2 separate regions of the Homo sapiens genome follow, and region 2 is linked to region 1. The links are chromatin loops, found by intact Hi-C in ENCODE. Cell type or tissue: endothelial cell of umbilical vein. All regions are shown on one strand.

Evidence for each region. Hi-C counts contacts between places; a loop is a spot of excess contacts. Peaks named below come from ENCODE experiments on the same cell type or tissue, not always from the same donor. Only the 100,000 strongest peaks of a DNase experiment are listed, where the experiment ranks them.
Region 2: it touches region 1 in a loop (13-fold over the local background); 2 of 110 quality-filtered maps call a loop at or near these places.

Annotation. Positions count from the first base shown.
Region 1 is chr15:63,750,857-63,753,356 of GRCh38, forward strand. It overlaps HERC1 (HECT and RLD domain containing E3 ubiquitin protein ligase family member 1), which reads right to left. Exons shown (of 78, transcript NM_003922.4): 8 at 2,102-2,229. Among named protein-coding and RNA genes, the nearest start is that of HERC1, 82 kb to the right of the region's middle. In endothelial cell of umbilical vein, a CTCF peak has its summit at 1,434; a DNase peak (open chromatin) is centred at 1,425.
Region 2 is chr15:63,981,920-63,984,419 of GRCh38, forward strand. DAPK2 (death associated protein kinase 2) reads right to left here. Exons shown (of 12, transcript NM_014326.5): 3 at 1,614-1,835. Among named protein-coding and RNA genes, the nearest start is that of DAPK2, 63 kb to the right of the region's middle. In endothelial cell of umbilical vein, no CTCF peak of the experiment used is centred here; a DNase peak (open chromatin) is centred at 1,292.

The sequences.
Region 1 (2,500 bases):
CAGGAGGTAGGTCAAGGCTGCAGTGAGCCATGTTTGTGCCACTGTACTCCAGCCTGAGCAAAAGAGTGAGACCCTGAGTTCAAAATAAAATAAAATGAGAACATATATTTGTACTTGTTTCCAGATAACTTACTTAAGTATAGAATGCAACAAGATTCCAGTACATAAGGCATATTTTAGGAGATGTTAGGAACTAAAGATAACGACAGTGAAATAATGTATACTCAAAATCATCACAGAAGATTTCCTAAATCACTCATGAGGTATCATATACACTCATGCACCATTCGGTCAATAGCAGACCACATTATACAACAGTGGTCCCTTAAGATCTAACGGAGTTTTGATGCCAGTATTTTTACTGTAACTTTTCTATGTTTAGATATGTTTAGATACATACTTACCATTATATTACAATTTCTGAAGGTATTCAGTACAGTAACATGCAGTACAGGTTTGTAACCTAGGAGCAATAGGCTATACCATATAGTCTAGGAGCGTAGTAGGCTACACCATCTAGGTTTGTGTGGTACTCTCTACAATGTTCTCACAATAACAAAATGGCCTAATAACACATTTCTCAGAACATATCCCATTAAGTGACACATCACTGTAATACTGTCACTCAGTAAGGCCTACATAGAGTTTTCTCTTGCAGCGTTCCTTCGGTTGAGCACCAGATGAGAAATACTTGGCTTGCCTTTAGAGACTGGACCATACTATATAGTATGGTGGGAAGTCAGTACAGAAGAGGCCTGAAAGTGCTGAGACAGACTGAGGGAAAAGCAAATGTTGATCATTATTTCATGCTCAAGTTTAATGGTAAAGAAAACTATTCTTACCCATTAAAAGTATTTCTGACTTTATTTTTTTCACGCATATATATTTGATTTCATATAACTTAAGGTACTCATAATACAACTATTCTATACAGCAAACAGTTTACAAGTTCTCTTGGAATTCAATGTAATGGATTTATTATTATTATTACTATTATTACTACCACTACCAACTAATAGTTGAATAGTATTGGATAATCTATAGAAACTCTCAATTCTAATGATTATCTTATGTGATCACTTGTATGCAAAGCAGAAATTATTACTCCTTCATAAAAAAAGAAGCACATGATGCTCAAGGGGTGTCTGTTATTTGCCTGTGTGTATACATCAAATACATAAGCATCTTCTAACTTCAATTCATGGATTCTTACTACAAAAACCATAGTGAGAAACACGTAGAAGAGATATTCTTAAGGCAGCAACTAGCTAATGTAATGATGAATAGCTTGAAGATTTTTAGAACACAAGGCATTCTAGTTTCTCAGTGAATAATCAAATTATATGCTGATTTCAGCTTTTCTGCTCCTCTGCCTTGTCAATTAGTCATAAAACACTTTTATACCACTGCCTGACACAAGGTGGCCTCCTATACATGACAGAATAAGTGGCCAGCTCACTTTTTTACTGCCATAACTGATGGATACACAGGGACAAATATTGTCAGTCTATAATTATACCTGGCTCCTCCCTATCCTCAACAAACAAATAGGGTAAGAGTGAAAATACGCATGTAAAAGTTCGAAGCTTATAAGCTATAAAAGTACAAAGCTTATGAGCCTTTATAAAGGCTCATAAAATTCTGACTATCCTAAGCTTGACTTCACACTGTTTCTCAGAAACACCTAACTCTCTCAGAATATTTTCCATACCTAAGTGTTCTCTTTACCCTCCTTTTTGATCACCCTCTTGCCTTCTTAGTTCATATCACTGGCTCCATCAAGATCTAGTTCAGCTTTCCCCGACTATCCATAATGTTTTAGAAAAGGTTTAAGGGAAGCTAAATGCTAAAACATTTTAGAAAGTCAGTTTAATACAAAGAACAGAGGCTCCACTAAGATTTATCTGGGTCACATATGCCAGGTTAGAAAACCTGGTTCCTTCTCAGATACTCTACTTCAAACAGAAGAAGATATTTCATTTTAGCATGTTGCCTAAAAATGTATTTATTTGAACTTTAAAATTTAAATACAAGTATTACTTTTTAGTCACCTAATCCTCTGAAATACTCTAAGTCTTTTATACTCATCCCTTAGTCCTACCTGCCCTGTTGATGTCAAAGCAAGTGAAGACTGGCTCCCAGCACAAACTTTGCGAATGAACATTCCTTGTAAAGCTTCAATAACTTTAGGTTTATACACTCTGTTGGTATCACCATGACCAAGTTTACCTATAAAAACAAACACATTAAACAATTTACTTGTTTTAAAGAACCTCTACTCTTTTTAACACTACTAAAGTTGATAAGGAGCTCTAATGTTTCCATCACTAACCTGGCAGATATGAAAAGCTATGTTTCTGATAGCTGAGGATGTTAACAAACGAGCATTTTTATTACAAGAAAGTTAACAACCACTGATAGCCTTTTATATCTTAATTTCAAGCAATTAAAATCAAGCAATTTAAAATCACTTTAAAAGAAACATAGACAATTATTTTTC
Region 2 (2,500 bases), 230 kb after region 1:
TGCAAGAGTATGCAAATGTCCATCTGCTACTTAAATCTATATCCTGCCAATACCAGAGCATAGTTCTCAAATTAGAATGATCTCAAATGTCAGGTGGTCCACCGAGTCTGTAGGCAGGTTAAGGATGGCTGCCTGCTTTACAGATGAGAACTAAAGCTCAGGGAATTGAGGTGACTTGCCCAAGGGCACAAAATCAGGGATTCCTGAGAGATTCTATCACTCCCGCTACCAGGCAGGTGTATACATGCTTATGAGCCTCAGAATATTCTTTTTTTTTTTTTTTTTTTTTCCGAGATGGAGTCTTGCTGTCACCCAGGCTGGAGTGCAGTGATGCAATCTCGGCTTACTGCAACCTCCGCCTCCCGGGTTCAAGCAATTCTACTGCTTCAGCCTCCCGAGTAGCTGGGATTACAGACACCTGCCACCACACCCGGCTAATTTTTGTATTTTCAGTAGAGATGGGGTTTCACCATGTTAGCCAGGCTGGTCTCAAACTCCGACCTTGTGATCTGCCCGCCTTGGCCTCCCAAAGTGCTAGGATTACAGGCATGAGCCACTGCACCAGGCCAGAACATTCTTTATATAGTCCTTGCTGCTTGACTGGACACAGCCACTGTAACTTGTCCACAACCCAACTCAAACTCTATTGTTTATCAGAGCCCCACCTGCCCAGGACGATACCAGCGTGGCTAGCCAAACCCTAGAGTATTGAGGTCATCTATCCAAATTCCATCATGAACTGTGAGGTCTTCCTCTGCTAAGCCAGCATAAGGCCAACCCGCCTCACACTCATAGCTGTCTGCACAGGCCGTGTGGACTCAAGTCCTGGTCCTGCCACTTCCTGGCTATAGGCTCCTGTAAGTGTCCTGGCCTCTCAGTGTTCTTGTCTGTAAAATGGGGATAATAAGAGTGTCTGTGTGACAGCGTTGTTATGAGGATTAAATAAGGTACAGAAGTACTTGGCTTGCACAATGAATACAAAATAACCTGTCTGCACTAGTAAGACATTTCCCTCATCACAGTCTTTAAAGATTGAACAAGACGACAGATAGAAAGCGCCTAGCAAATTCTTGGCTTACAGTAGGACTCTCTAAATAATAGCTATTATTATAACAATAAAGGTGTCATTCACAGCACAAATGCAGTGGACTTTCCCCAGGAAAGGGCTGGAGAAGGGCTTCGCAGAGCCCAGAGATGTTTGTACTTCCCCTCCTCATAGTACACAGCCCTCGCTGACAGCCTCCCCTGGCCCCACCCCACCATCTGTCCCACTCACCCTCCCACATGCTTCTCCAGCCAGGAAAAGACCCCAGTGCAGTCATTTCTTCCCTTTGATCTCCAGGATCCAGTGAAAGCCAGACTTAGGCCATTGCCCTCTGCCCCTGCTATTCAGCAAGCTTGCCCCTCCTTTGGCTCAGTTTCAGGAGGAGGAAGCGGGTAAGGAGGAAGGGGGTAACTGAGACAGAGGGGATCTGCCCACCACTGACTTCACCTCCTCTGGGCTGAGCTTAGGCCTGGTTGCTGCTGCCCCCTGGGGCCTGTGGCTGGAGTTTCCACTGCTCTGCCTGCCCCTGCTGCCCCCCAACCCTGTGGGTCCTGGGGACCCCACTCACAGCTCAAGGATGAGCACCACGTCGGTGCGGTTCTCATAGACGTCGTGCAGCGTGATGACATTGTGGTGCAGCACCTGCCGCAGGATGCTCACCTCCCGCTCGATCTCCTCCCGGCTCACACCGCGCCGGCTCGCCCGGCTCTGCCGCTTCTTGATGAACTTGGCTGCATACTCAAGCCCCGTGCTCTTCTCCCGGCACTTCTTCACGATGGCAAACTGGCCACTGTGGGGACACAGACCCACAAGATTAGGTCATCACTGTGGTCATTGGGGAAATGACCCCACTGTCAGCTACCAGGTCACACAAATTCAGAGTGATTCTGCCAGGACAGGACAAATCATGCCACCAGTCTGCATCCCCACCTGATGACAACCTGTGGATGAGATGGGGCAGGGACTGGGCTTCCCTTCTGTCCATTCCTTCTATGAGGAATGAATGTTAGTATTCTTAGTCCCAGTGTACAGAGGTGAGCACTGAGGCCCAGAAAGGTTATTGATCAGGATGACATAGCCTTGTCATTGCAAAATCTCAGCTAGAACCCAAGTCTAGGACCCACCAGATGAAATCACAATGTCCATAAGCAGACTGGGCTGGTGGGGATCCAGGTTTGGGTAGAGTTTGGAGAGGAGGCAGCCTAACAAGGTTAATCATCATAGTGGGGGAGCATCACAGTCAGAGGACTTGGTATAAACAGAGAGTTGTACAATTAGGAAACTGAGGCATAAGGATAGGTCATGTGACTCGCCTGAGGTCATCGCAGAGTTAATGGCAAAGCCAAGCCTCAAAGTCAGATACCCAACCGGCTGTCCACAAAGCCTCTGAGATAGTTAGAGCAGTCTAGACCATTATTATTCCCCTTCAGGCACTAGTACCCAGGGCTGGGCTCA